2 separate regions of the Homo sapiens genome follow, and region 1 is linked to region 2. A link is a contact called in ENCODE Hi-C or POLR2A ChIA-PET data. All regions are on one chromosome and are shown on one strand. Each heading gives the region's core, a stretch centred on a gene start or an enhancer-like site at or near the end of the contact. The rest is flanking DNA. Distances are from core to core; before and after follow the strand shown. Region 1 overlaps LRRC9 (leucine rich repeat containing 9). Region 2 holds the start of LRRC9 (leucine rich repeat containing 9).

The links. A loop is a pair of places that touch in the nucleus more often than their neighbours do. ChIA-PET counts read pairs that join two places held with the same protein, here RNA polymerase II (POLR2A). Pooled maps may share reads with other maps.
Region 1: a loop to region 2 is called in a map of CD8-positive, alpha-beta T cell, with 9 times the contacts of the local background. The contact joins the enhancer-like site here to the promoter of LRRC9 in region 2. A Hi-C loop is called at or near these places in 3 of 168 maps with a recorded cell type or tissue (CD8-positive, alpha-beta T cell, Caco-2 and GM12878), 4 of 37 single-sample maps with no recorded cell type and 10 of 50 pooled maps. POLR2A ChIA-PET finds 5 or more read pairs at or near these places in 5 of 52 experiments (HEK293T, OCI-LY7, WTC11 and 1 more).

The regions. Positions count from the first base shown.
Region 1 is chr14:59,961,730-59,969,084 of GRCh38, reverse strand. LRRC9 (leucine rich repeat containing 9) reads right to left here. Exons shown (of 33, transcript NM_001395648.1): 11 at 2,320-2,496; 12 at 1,872-1,989. Among named protein-coding and RNA genes, the nearest start is that of LRRC9, 45 kb to the right of the region's middle. RefSeq lists an enhancer at 3,739-3,798. Within about 2 kb of position 3,869, at least 15 of the 41 ENCODE cell types and tissues checked have a DNase peak (open chromatin) inside an H3K27ac peak, as active enhancers do; they include CD8-positive, alpha-beta T cell, GM12878 and OCI-LY7, where a contact is called at or near this core.
Region 2 is chr14:59,917,306-59,924,710 of GRCh38, reverse strand. It overlaps LRRC9 (leucine rich repeat containing 9), which reads right to left and starts at 4,567. Exons shown (of 33, transcript NM_001395648.1): 1 at 4,438-4,567. RefSeq lists an enhancer at 4,208-5,407.

The DNA.
Region 1 (7,355 bases), core at 2,620-5,119, 45 kb before region 2:
TCCAAGAGATCTTTTTTTGGCAAATCTTAATAAAATATCTTATTTAATCTAATACGTCCAAAATACTACCATGTCAACATGTACCTAATATAAAAATTATAGTGTTTTTTTTCCATACTCAGTCTTTAAAAACTGGTGCTTGTTTTAAACTTTCAGCATACTCAATTTGGACTAGCCACATTTCAAATGCTTAATAGTTACATGTGGGTGGTGGCTACTCTTTTGGACAGAGCAGCACAGAGAGCTGTGGGAGAATTAAAGGAGGTGGTTCATCTCTTTTAGGAGATGCAGAAGATAAAGTACTCAGCACAGGGCTGGTAGGTGGAAAACACAGAAGTGTTAGCCTCATCCTTCCCTTACCCTCTCCCGATAATGGTTCATAGTTCTCTGGACCGAATGTGAGCAATTCACTCTGCCTTGTAAAACCCTGAATTCCTCACCTCCTTCTTACTTCTCCATAAAGTACAATGAGGGCACTCTCACCACCACCCTGCAGTGACAGTACCAACCTCTATGGCCTGAGCTGCTGCAATAGCTCCCCTACATAGTGCCTTGTCATCTGCTTCTACTCCCACCAACCCATTCTCCACTGAGTGGATGGAATGCTTTTTTGGGGAGGTGATATTTTTATTGTGGCAAAATATACATAAGATAGAATGTACCATTTTAGCCATTTTCCAGCATACAATTCAGTGGCATTAGGTACATTCACGTTGTTGTGCAACCATCGCCACCATCCATTTCCAGAACTTTTTCATTATTCCAGACTGAAACTCTGTACCCATTAAACAGTAACTCCCTACCTCCTCCTCTCCCAGAGCCTTTGGTAACCTCTATTCTACTTTCTGTCTCTGAATTTTCCTATTCTAGGTACTTCACATACATGGAATCATACAATATTTTTCCATTTTTGTCTGGCTTATTATTTCTCTAGCATAATGTTTCCAAGGTTCTTCCATGTTGTAGGAAGTTTCGGAATTTCATTTCTTTTTATGGCTGAATAGCATTCCATTGTATGTATATTCCACTTTTGTTTATCCATTCATCTGTTGATGCATATTTGCATTGTTTCTAGTTTTTTTGGCTATTTGAATAGTGATGTCATGAACACTGGTGTACCAATATCCAAGAAATTTTTAATGCATTATCTCACTAAATCCTAACAACAACTCTGCAAAATAGATATTATTATTATCTTCATTTTACAGATAGGAAGAAACAGATTAACAGAGAGGTGAAGTCACATAGCTGGTGAGGAGTGAAATCGGGATCCAAATGCAGGAATATTATCATTTTATGTGTGTCATGATGTGAAAAAGGTTGGGAAGCGCTGCTCTACACCAGTGTGCTACAGCTGCCTTGTCAAGATGGTGGAGGTCTGAGAAAGATTAGTTGGATACTTGGGGCATCAGAAGTGACCAATGATAAAGCAAGATCAGCAGCAAGATGGAGATAGTGAAGTAGAGAATAAAGAAATGGTAGCAGTAAAAGGAAAGCAATAGCTAGAAAGTACAGTGGAGTTAAGTGACTGAATTGCTTCAAGGTGAAGACTGGAGAGTTTACAAAAGATTAAAGATTTATAACCAATTTAAAAAGCAGATTTCAAAACCATCAACAAAAGGAACACAACATAAAAATAAGATGCCTAGAAGGATTACGTAGGGTCAGGCAGTAGTAATTAATGGGCTTACTTTGGTATAATCCAAAGAGGAAAGATGCTATACTTTCCATGATAACACTAAGCTTTTTGTGAAACAGCAGTAGAAATTTACTATAAATATGGATAAAAGGATTGGGAAATCATGCTTAACCAGCGGCAGAGCTCCACTTGCTAGGAAGAAAGCATTATTCTAAATGACATTTTATGCTACCTTGCTTGTTTCACTGTCTTTGAATCCTTTTTCAAGTATTTGTAGAAGATGCTTTTTCTTCACTGAAACTTCAGGATCAAAAACATAAAAAAGGCATTCCAGCATCCTTCGGTAGCTCCTTAAGAATAATTGAAACAGAAAAAGTTTGAGGATTGATTTCACAAAAGCTTAGCCATAGATAAGATAACCATATGTCCTGCCAGGGATATTTGTCATTGACATGCAATGTTCTAGTGTCATTATTAATAGCTCCCCTGCCTTCAACCTCAAAAACAGGCTCAATGTGGATAAATTATGAGGTCATCCTGGCCATGGGAGATGCATAAAAAGGAAACATTTACTAACAAGGTATATGTATATTTTTAATGCTGTAAACTTTTAAAATAGAAATTTTACAAATACAGTCACACTTTTGTAAAGTTGTTCCATAAAGAATTCAGCTTCTTACTCTGAATCATGCATATCTTCATTCTCCAAAAACTTTTGAAATTTCTCTTCGAATTTTAGTCTCAGAATACGGTTGTTAACTTTAATGATGCGTTTTACTTTTACTCCTGTAATACCGTATGTTCTGAAGTCCCAGGCACAAAAACGTGACAGAATTAATTCATAGCAGAAATTAAACCTATGTGGGAATACATACAGAATATACATGAAGAAAATAATAGATTTTCCTTAAAATGTTTAAGAACAGAAAACTACGTGATAAAAGTTATAGCTCATATTTTGTGTCTTTTGCTAAAGATACAGTAATCATATAGTGGCTCCGTTTATTTATTCATTTATTGCACATTTGTTCTGCCTGGAAGACAGGTTGGTTGAGCAATCTTCACTTTCTGAAACACTTTCTTAGCTTCAGGGAAACTTCATACGCCTTCCTCTTATTGGCTGCTCTTTCATAGTTTTCTTGCTGGGTCTTCTCAGACAGACTTTTAGATGTTGAACTGCCCAGGGATCAGCCTTTGGCCTTCCTCTTGCTTCCACGAACACTCTCCCTAGATGATTTCACGTGGTTCCTTGGCTTTATATACATCCTGATAAATTACAACATTTTATTTCTAGTCTTGATCTCTACTCAACTTAGCTGGTTATACCCAGACTTGAATATCCAACTACCTACTTGGTATGTCCATCTGCATGTTAAACAGGTGACTCCAACCTAACATAACTAACACTGCACCCCAAACCTGCTCCTCTGAGTATTTTCCATCTCAGTATATGGCACCACCATTTAACTGATAGCTTAAGTCAAAACCGTAGGAATAATCCTCTCCTTTCTTCCTCACCAGTATCTTTTTTTTTTTTTTTTTTTTTTTTTTTTTTTTTTTTTTGAGGCGGAGTCTCGCTCTGTCGCCCAGGCTAGAGTGCAGGGGCGCCATCTCCACTCACTGCAATCTCCGCCTCCCGGGTTCACGCCATTCTCCTGCCTCAGCTTCCCGAGTAGCTGGGACTACAGGCGCCCGCCATCACGCCCGGCTAATTTTTTGTGTTTTTAATACAGACGGGGTTTCACCGTGTTAGCCAGGATGGTCTCAATCTCCTGACCTCGTGATCCGCCCACCTCGGCCTCCCAGTGCTGGGATTACAGGCGTGAGCCACCGCGCCCGGCCCCAGTATCTAATTCTTTAGCAAGTCCGCCTGGCTCTACATCTAAAATCCATCCTGAATGTGATCGTGTTTCATCATCACCACTGTTACCATCCTAATCCAAATCACCACGATCTCTCATTGGACTACTGAAATAACTTCCTGACAATGAATACGGATGTGAAAGAGGCATTGTCTGCTCTAATGAAGCCTAAACAAGTAAAGCCAGAAATAAAATTTCTAAACTGAAAAAGGCTCTGAAGAGAAGCTTGGGGTAAGGAATGCAAAGGGGACCTACTTAAGATAGGGCCTTGGGGACGACCTTTCAGAGACGTTAAGATATTTGATCTGAAAATTGGAGGAGGAGGAGCAGGGGCCAGCTGTGTGAAAATAACACTGAAGTGCTTGTTTGCTCTCTGCTGCCCTCACCTGGCCATACGCATAAAATTCCGGTCCTGTCTAGCACAGAACCTAGATTAAGATGAGATTGAAAAACGGATCATTTTGAGAAGGAAGTAAATGGTCTTATAAGGAATACATTTGCCTTTAATGAAAGATCTAGGTCCTCACCTACATAATCAACCAGGGTCTGAAATGGGTGTGAGCTAAGGTCACAGAGGTGAGCTTCCTGATGGGTAGTCTCTCCTTGAGCCTAATAGCTGAGCTCCTAACTTAGGGCATCTATATTTCTCACAAGCAAATACTTAATCAATGCAGCCAGGATCTTATAAATTACTTCTCCCTTAGAGTTGAAAGGAGAGCTGCCTAAACCAAACTAATCCCAGAGGAGCTCGCAGTCTGGTAGAGGAGACAGATATGAATAGTGTTGCAATCAAGCATGATGCCTGCTAACCAGTTTAGAGTACCTACAAAACAGCCACATTAGCATCTGAGGTGGGGAAGCTACTGCCCCTCCTATAGAGGGATCATTTGCTGGGCCTAAATCTGTCAAATTTCCCCTAAGTAACATGTCCTGGAAGCTTTCTGCACTCTGATAGAAACTAGGGCTGTAGGCGTTTTAGATAAAGTTTTTGCTATATAGGGGATATTGGGCTTGAGGCGTCTCATGAATGGGTGGAAGGAATGAATAAACAATACCTAGCTCCTAGGCTGGTTCCCCAGGAAGGCAGGAGCTATGAAGTGTGATTTTTTCATGGAGATTTTATGTTGCCCAGGAATTCAGCAGCTGAGCAATGATGAAGTAAGTGTGAGGTATGCAAAAGCATTCTGGGTGAAGGAAACAGAACAAACAAAACCACTTATGTGGTGGAGTACTGCGTTTGCTTCAAGAGCAGTGCGGTACACAGTTCAGCTGACTTTAAAAGAGTTGAACAGAAGTTATGATAGTCTAAAACTATACAGTGGAGAACACTGATCCTTTACTGTAGGTGAAGAGTCTGCCAATAAAACAAAACAAAAGCCTTTGCAGCCATTTGTTACCTTCCAAATTACATTCAGACTCTTCACCTACAGTAGAGGATTCAATATTCTCCACTGTATGGTCTCTAAACTAATCATAACTCCTGTTCAAATCCTTTAGAGTCAGCTGAACTGTGTACCTTACCCTCATTCATTCAGTGGTACTTGAAGGTATAAACATTCACAATGATATATATCAATGACTAATATATTCAGTTACACAGAAAGATGCCTACACATTTTGTTAATATACAATAATGTGCTCATTTAGCAAATGTAGGCTACACACGTTTTTAAATGTTTGAAGCTTAATGTAATCTATTAAAATATACTTTATAATCCTATATAAAGGTTTAATAAATACTTTTACAGGCTTACTGACTTAAATCAACAGTTTCAAAGCCCTGTAAAACAGAAAGTTTCTGCTTATGTAGCTCCTTGAGATAGTATAGCATGAAATCTTTATAAAGAGGCAGATTAATTACTGAAAGTCATTATATACACCAAAGCAAAACTGTTGTGTATCTATAAAGTGATATGGAAGCTTCAACTAGTAAATATGTACTGGGCTATTAATCCAGTCCCATGCTAGATGTTATGTCTTATAAGACACAAAACATCATATCTTCCCCAAAGGAACTTACAGAGTCACTTATATATTGTTTTGTCGTATTTTAAAGGTGTTTTTTTTTTTTTAGTTGTAAATACACTGTATCTATGACCAGGCTGACAGCTTCTCAGGCACAAGGACAGCATCTTTTATGCTTTGAAGTCCCTACTTGATAAATGTTGTATGATGTCAATGGGTAACTCAATTGGCAACACATCGGTAAATAATACAAATCTATAATAATAAAGGTATAGTAGCAACAATCCACTCAACTAGCATGTCTCTATAAAATAAGATTTTTGTAAACTGGAAAATATAATAATTTTATTTCATAAAAGAAATGAAGCTAAGAGATAATGACATACAATTAGAAACATGCAGTGTTTTGTTGTTGTTAAAGACATAAAGATAATTTTAACAGAAAATCTTTCAGTCCTAGTTCTACTGAAATACTTTTTATTTAAATACTGAATCCTTAGCCTTAAAAATATTAATAGGAGAAGTCAGTGTTTAAATAAAACAACTAGAAATGTAGCATAGCAATTTAAAGCACTTAGTAGTTATTTCTTAACATACATAAAAGATCAGAGGAAAAGTAGCCAAGCTTGCAGTATGCTAAAACTAAAAAACAGTACTTTAAATTCTGCTAACATATATTTGATATATTCCTTAAAACAAATCAAAGTTACTCTTATTAAAACCAAGTAAACAGGTTAATGCTAATCAAAATCCATCAAAGCTATCTAATTTACTATCAGGCTGACATAGTTATCTAAATGGCTTTTTGGTCATTTTGCTTTTACATTTTTTTTTTTTTCACTAATCCACTTGTTGCAAAGAGTTTCCTCTGCAATAATTTAAAAAGAAACAAATAATTTTTAAAAATCCTGTTTGGAGCTGGGCACAGTGGCTCATGCCTGTGATCTCAGCACTTTGGGAGGCCGAGGTGGGAAGATCACTTGAGGCCAGGAGTTTGAGACCAGCCTGGCCAACATGGCAAAACCCCGTCTCCACTAAAAATACAAAAATTAGTGGGTGTGGTGGCATGCACCTATAATCTTAGCTACTCGGGAGTCTGAGGCAGGAGAATCGCTTGAACCTGGGAGGCAGAGGTTGCAGCGAGCTGAGATCGGGCCACTGCACTCCAGTCTCGGGGACACAGCGAGACTCTATCTCAAAAAAAAAAAATCCTGTTTAGGTTGAGTGAATATAAATGTGCACCCAGTAGAGACACACCATTCAGTTTTTGCACTTGAAAAATCAAGGCCTTTACTTGTTTACATGGGAGCTGGATGAACACCTTTTATATCTTTGTATATAAAAATCAAAAAATGTGGTTAAGCAAACAGTAGTAACTGCTGGGCAAATGGATGTACTAATACAAAGGAAAGTATTTTCAAAGGCCTCTTTTTCCCTTGCGAAGAGCTTCTTACACTTTTCCATCAGAGTTCTCCCAAGACCTTTGAGAAGCTTTTACTCACAGAGGTGAGAAAAAAGCCATGTCTAATAGAAATCAGGGGACTTGGTTTAAAGTAACCCATAACAATAACAGTTTTTTTTTCTAAAAAGTTAGTGTAAGTTTTACATTCTACACTATAAAAATTAGTATTTATTTTGACATTGACTTCAAGTAAAATCATGCTCCAGGGTTATGTGCCAAGTCCATTCTATAGTTTGACATGTCTCCTGGTGTATTTCCATGTACCCAGTTCCTATTGTGTGGCTCTAGAGCAATCTTTCTCTGTTTCACAGGCTCTTCAGTTCTGAAAAAATGACTCAGAAATGTGAAAGTGATACTTAACAATATTTTTCTTCAAGACTTTTTTTAAGGGTAATTTGAAATTGTGCCCCTCTAATTGAAGCAACAC
Region 2 (7,405 bases), core at 3,318-5,817:
AAGCTATATGAGGATTTGAGTTGAAGAGTAACAAGAACTGTCATAAGTATTGAAAAAGATCACTCTGGTTGCTGTATTTAAAATAGATTGTAGGGTTTGGAGCAAAAGCAGGGAGACTAGTTAATGGGCAGTTGTAATAATGTAAGTGGGAGAGGATGGTGATTGGAGTAGGGTGGTGGTAGAGGCAGTGGAGACAGTGGTTAGATGATGGGTCTATATTGAAGGAAATGCCGCGCATTCCTTCCCTGCTTCCCATTGGCAATTTCATCTTTACTCCATTCTTGGACAACCTCAGGATATTACAGCATAGGCTGCAAGAGAAGCCAGTCAAGAAAGCAACCTGAAAGAATTTGGAAGCTCCATCAAAGGCCCATACATAGATGCAGGCCATAGTCTTACCTCTCCAGGTTTATTTGAATAGTGCACCAAGCTTAAAAAGTGTTTTGCAGCACCTCTACTCGTGGAAAGAGAAACCCTTATATACTGGATTAAAGTCTGTGATTACCAAAGGATAGCCTAGCTGCCCACCACCACACAAAGGACAAACGCTTCCCTTCAAAGCTCCAAATTCACCAAATGGTGTTCTAAGTTATCTTGCCTTTGTCCAAGATAACTATTGTAGAAGGAATTAAATCATTCTCTTTGTTATATTCTAAATGATCACATACACTGGGGCCTAATTTTGGACTTTCTAGTCTGTGTTTTTCATTAGCTCTGACTATTCCTGCACGAGTATCTGTTTTTTGTTGTTGTTATTGTTGTTTTAAGACGGAGTCTTGCTCTGTCTCCCAGGCTGGAGTACAGTGCAGTGGCGCGATCTCAGCTCACTGCAAGCTCCACCTCCCGGGTTCACGCCATACTCCTGCCTCAGCCTTCGGAGTCGCTGGAACTATAGGCGCCTGCCACCACGCCCGGCTAATTTTTTTGTATTTTTAGTAGAGACGGGGTTTCACCGTGTTAGCCAGGATGGTCTTGATCTCCAGACCTCGTGATCCACCCACCTCAGCTTCCCAGAGTGCTGGGAGGCGTGAGCCTACAGGCGTGAGCCACCTCGCCTGACTGTATCTGTTTTAATTACTGTGATTTATATTTTAAATTCCCACCTCATGTTCTTTTTTGGCAGTTTCCTGGATATTCTTCCATATTTATTTTTCCAAATAAAATTTAGGATTATTTTGTATTTAGTTTTAAAAAATGCAGTTGGGATTTTGGTTGAGGTTGCATTGTAAAGATTAATTTAGGGAGAACTTCCATATTACAGTTTTGAGTCATCCTCAAGAACAAGGGATAGCTCTCCATTTACTTGAGACTACTTTTCCTTGGAAGAAAAATATGCCTATTTGGGATACAAATCTTACCTCTCACTTCAACTTATTTTCTCTTCATCAATGCACTTATTTAGCAGAAAATCTTATTCTAATTCAACAGCTAATTAGAAAAATACAATTTAATTTAAAAACCCCAAATTCTATAAGTTGTATAACTATTTCTGAATCACAAGGATGCTAGGCCTTCCTGGTACTTACAAGTCTTGTATGTTTTCTCCAGTCACAAATGGACTCAAGGGTTCCAGATGAAGTTACTGAATTCATCAAGAGGTGAATGTCCTGTTGGCCAGCTTGTAACTACTCTCCTGCTCTTCGAAGCTCTTTCAGGGCTGGCCCATTTAAGAGGCTAAAGGTCATCTCTAGTTCCCCCACAAAACCAGAAGCCACCAGGAACTTCTATAGCTTTTACACCTCAAACTGCATAGGATTAATCTTTCCACTTTGGATTGCTACTGGAAAATTTCACCTAACCAGCATGGAGCTGAAGTCACTACAAATGCATTGCCTCTAACTTCAGTTAGATCTTCAGCAACAAATGTTTTATATTTTCCTCAATTTCCTCTCCTAGGAGAGTGGGACTAGAGACTCGAGATTCATGACATTACTATTCTAAACTTTCACCACTCTTTTCAAGGTCTCTCTCTCAGTAGATGATCTTGACCCCATTTTCACAGAGAACAGTGGTGCCATCAAATGTATGTTTCTTATTTCCCTCCTCTCAAAGACGTATTTTTCTTTCCCTTCTGACTCCTGTCTTAGTAGGTGTTCTTCCTTTTGTCCAAAACAAATCCCTTTTCCTATGTATTGATCCTATCCTTATCTGTCTCTTTCAGAATACTGCTGTCAAATTTTCCTCTTTCATTTATTGCCAAATTTCCTTGTCAACGGTCTCCTTTATTTCTGTATATAAATATTAAGTCTTTCCTATCTTAAAAAGTCTCTCCTATATTCTTCTATGAATAGCTGTTTTTAGATACCTTTATGGTACACCTTTTAGATAATCATTAGCAACACATCACTACCTGCTTTCAGTCCTGGATTCACTGCCATCTGGACTGAGAACACCTCAAGCCACTACAAGGTCAAAAATAACCTTCTAATGGCCAAAGACAGCGGACATGTTTTGATTCTCAACTTGACCTTGACATGGCATTTGACAATGCTGACGACTCTCTTCTTCACGTTTTCTTCTTTGGTTCAACTTTTCTCCTTGGCTTCTCTCTACTTGTTATTTCAAACTTACTTTGTGCTTTTCTTCTTTTCTTTTTTCTTTCTTATTTATTTATTTATTTTTTTTTTGAGACAGAATCTCACTTTGCTGCCCAGGCTTGACTGCAGTGGCACAATCTGGGCTCACTCCAACCTCTGCCTCCCAGGTTCAAGTAATTCTTCTGCCTCAGCCTCCCAAGTAGCTGGCACTACAGGCGCGTGCCATCACACCCGGCTAATTTTTGTATTTTTAGTAGAGACAGGGTTTCACCATATTGGCCAGGCTAATCTCGAACTCCTGACCTTGTGATCCACCCGCCTCGGCTTCCCAAAGTGCTGGGATTACAGGCATGAGCCACCGTGCCTGGCCTACTTTGTGCTTTTCAAACCAATTGTTTTCTTCATGGTGAAAAATCCTTATCTTCTTTTCTGTGCAAAAAAAAAAAAAAAAAAAAATCCAACTGCCCACATGAAAAAGCTCCATCTGAATGTGCCACAGGCATCTCAAATTCAGTGTGTTCAAAATTGAACTCATTATATTTTCCAACCAGCCTCCTTCTCCTAATGTATGCCTTCTCTTGAAAAGTAACACCACCATTCTTCTATTGGTTGAGCTATTATCCTCAACCAATCTTTGACTCTATCCCCCTATTTTCATTCACTCATTAAATCCTTCTGCATATACCTCTTAAAGGTCTTACCACATTTTTTTTCCTCCTCCTCATTCCAATTGCCTCTGCCTTGGTTCAGGCCCTCATCACCTCCCCTTAACTTGATGTCCTCCCTGTAGTCTGTCTTCCCTCAAGTTCATCCTCTACACTACTGTGACAGCCTCCTGAAAGGTAAATCTGCTCATGCTTTACCCCTTTGGAAGGTATTAATGGTTTCCATGCTCTGACTCCTGCCTACCTCACATGCTCATCAGCCACAACCTCCACAGAGGACCCTAGGTTCAGGCCACAACTATAGTTCTCTGGAACTGAATGGATGTTTCTGTACTTTGGCATGGGCTGTTTCCTCTCCCTAAAATGTCCTTTTCCCTTGGCTGTATGGCATACTCCATACTTCCCTAAAGATTTAAATCAAAGATCTTCTCTTTGAAGACTTTCATTCTCTCTGGTAGTATTATAAGCATTCTCTTTCTTGTGATTCTGGTTAGGGCTTGCACATACTCTTTGTATAGCACTTGTCACACTGTAAAACAATGTTTACGGGCCTTTCTTCCCTACTAGGTTACATGTTCATTGAAGGCAGAAACTGTGAACCTATCACAGGTTCACTGTCTGGCACATGCTAGTTGTTAAAAAAATTGTTTAATGGGTTAATTGTCATGCCACAGGCATATGGTATAATTTAAAGACATAATCGTTCTCCATGACCAGAGTATAATGATAGAGTAAAAAGGACCATGGTTTCTGTCTGCCGTGAGAGTTGGTTAGGATGTCATTCTGAGAAAACTTTTTTTTTCTCTGCCCAGTAGAAGTCCTGTATGGGTCAAATTATTTCCTCCTTTGGGTATAAAAGGATCAGAATCCATCAGTTACCACTGATGGTCCAAATAAACCCCCTACACTCTCTAGATGAGCAGTGTCAGGTTTGGTTAGGGAGCACTTGGTTTTTCCAGCCCAGAATCTTAATTGGTGCAGTAAAATCTGCATAGTTGGCTGTAGGCCACCCTCCCTTTCCTTCTCTTGAACTTTGTTCTGGTACCCTGACTGCCTCAGTAAAGCCACCTCACTGTCTTTCATCATTATCATCACCATTGCACCATTACGGAGTTCCCTTGACCTCAACTTTGCTTCACTGGCGTCTTCCCCTTGGTATGGCTTGGAAGGAAAAAGAGGGGATCAAAGACTCCCGGTGATGTACGCCCGAAGGCCACCAGGTGACGGATTCTGACCTTATCACAGAGAGAGGGTGGATTCCGGGGCAATCCGATTCAAGTCCGAGTCCACTCCGATTTCCCAATCCCTGTCTTGCAGCAGAAGGTAGGAAACCCTCTCCCGCCCCAGGCCTGGTGTGTACAGACTGCCTGTGGCGGTTGCCTAGGTAACCTGATCTCCGCCTCCGGCGACCTCCGGGTGGGGAGGAGGAGAAAAGGGGCGGGGAGGGGGATAAAAGGGTGGGGGGGAAGCGGAGGCCGACCCGGGTTTGCATCACGTGGTGGCGACCTCCAACCAATCAGCGGAAGCAGGGGTCCAACCGGAAGACCCCACCTGGGGCTCCTGGGAAACGGCGGGAGCTTCTCGCTGGCAGGTTTTTCTGTACCTGCGCTTATCTTTTCACTTACCTTCGCCAGTTCGCGGAACGTGACTGAAAGCAACGCGTTATGGGCAAGGTGGTGGGGACTTATTCGTTACCTCCTCCAGTCTCGCTCTCTCCCATTCATTATCTTTAGCTCTCGGGTCCTGGAAGCGCGGAGCCTCTCTGGCCTTGAGCCCCGAGGGCATGGCCCTGTGATGTCACAAGGTGGCGTGACAGCCGGGACGAACCCCGACCCCCAGCGCGGCATCCTTCCCGCGGCCAGCGACCACCGCCTCCCGGGAAGGTGGCTGACCACAGCCGCAAGCCGCTGCGCGCCCGGCAAGCCGAATGGAAGGACGGCGCGGGCAAACGAACGCCCAGTGAGGTCCAGAGAAGAGAGGGACCTTCCGAGGGTCTTCTAGTCGATCTCGGACAGGCTTTTGAGTGCCTTTTAAGCATTCCAAAATTTTCAGGAGACAACAGTAATTTACAAAATAGAGTAGAATTAAAAGGGGGGAAAGGGGAGACTTTTCAGAGTGGGCAGAGAGGCTGAGAAATGAACTTAGTAAAAGGCAAACCAAAGCAACCGCAGGTCTCGTGTCGTTCTCTGGATCTGCGCAGTCCAGCAGGGTGAGCCGCTACCCACAGACTCGCAGGGCCCATGATCGCTTGAAATGTGGCTTGTCCAAATTGACATGTGCTGTAAGGTACGCATTGTATTTTGAAGGCTTAGTATGAAAAAAATAAACTCTTTCGTTATTAATCTTCATATTGATTAAATGTTGAAATAATATTTTTGATACATTGGGTTAAATAAAAAATATTGTTAAAATTATTGTTTCTATTTTGAAAATGCGGCTGTTAGATAAATTTTAAATTGCATGTATGACTTGAATTATGTTTCTTTTGGACTGTGCTCTCTTTTATGTGGTTCAGTCGGTTTGTGTAGAATAGTTGTGATGTTAATGCAAAATATTGTCTGTAGTGCTTCTTTCTGTCACCAGATGGCCACCTCATTAAATAGACTATAGTTTTGAACTGCTTTCCCAAGAAAAAGTTCAGATTTTAGGAATATTCTCATTTAACAATTGTCAACAATTTCAGCATATTTGCCTTTATTCAATTAACTTTATCTGTAATATAGACCGTTTGTAAAGATACATAAACAAAAATTAACTGGTTTTCCCTCTACATTCTTATTTCACAGAAAATTGTTTCTATCTGTCATTAATAGATAATTCGAAATAAGCTAATTAAAGTTATTTGTGGCTTAGGGGTTTCAAACTAATGCCAGAAAAGTCAGATTCATAGTTTTTACTTTTACTATTATCTTCTCTGAAATGTAGTTGAACAAGGTGACCTGTCTTTGGGGAAGTTTTCTTCATAGAGTATAAAGATGAATTAGAACATAATAGTTGAGATTTCTACACTTCTAGACATAGAAATTTGAACAGAAACCAGTTCAGCGAATTATCTACACTAAGTTTCTTAATTTGAGGGGTCCAGCTCTGGGATGAAAGTATAAACATTATCAAAGTATATTTTTAGGAATCTATTGGGATTTTCCTGACCAGTGAAAGACTAGGAGAGAGCTAACAGTTTTCTTTACATGATATAAACAAATAATTTTAAGATTGTTATTATTCTAGGTAAAGCTCAAGGATCTGGCCAGTCAGCAACTGAGTCTGAGTTCTTGCATAGCTGTAGACTTAAGAACTATTGGTGACTTGCCAAAATAAAGCCTTTGTCCACAGGGTAAGTCTTAAGAGAATCACCTTCTGTTCACATATTCGAAATGTTGTTTGAAGCAAAAGATGCTTACAGTTAAAAGCCATAGAAGCAATGCAAAAAGAGTGATCATTTTTGTTAATCTCCTTTTCTCACTTTAAAGTAGCTTTATTATAAGGTTTTATGTCTGAACAAAAAACGCTGGAAATTGAAACTACTGAAGAGTCAAGCAAATTAAGTAATCATCTAATTGAAATAAGACTTCACTTTATTCACCTCTGATCATACTAGACAAAGGCCAAGCCATATTAATTTAAATCTATTTATTTATGGGTAAAGGCATCTTGAATCTGAAAACAACTGGAAAGAGATATTACCACTAATTATAGCAAATTTGCTATATCATATCCTGAATTAAAGAATCACTTATTTTAACAAAATAGAGGTGACTTTGCAGACCCAAATAAGAAAATCTTGAATTACATAGTTATTTGTTAATTAGAACCTTTTAAATAGATTGTTAAATTTATTTTTCAAAGCAGCCCTATCCTTATTGGTAGAGAACTGTGGAGACATCTAATTTCAATTCTCCCTTTTAATAGTGCCTTTACTTCCAGAGAACCAAGTCTGGAGGTTTTAAATGCTAATTCGATTTTTATATTTGTGTAGACATTTGATCCTTATGTAAATGAGTCCTTTCCAGCTAATGATTTTATCTGTAAAAATTTACTGTTTCACATTTAAATTTGATATATCATAAAAATCACAAATGCATCACTACTTAGGGTTTACTTTGTCACTGGAAGATATAATTATGTGGTGCTTATAAAGTCATCAACAGAGGCCCTCTTGTTATTGATGCCTAGCAACACATGTGTATTAAGATCCATTTAAAA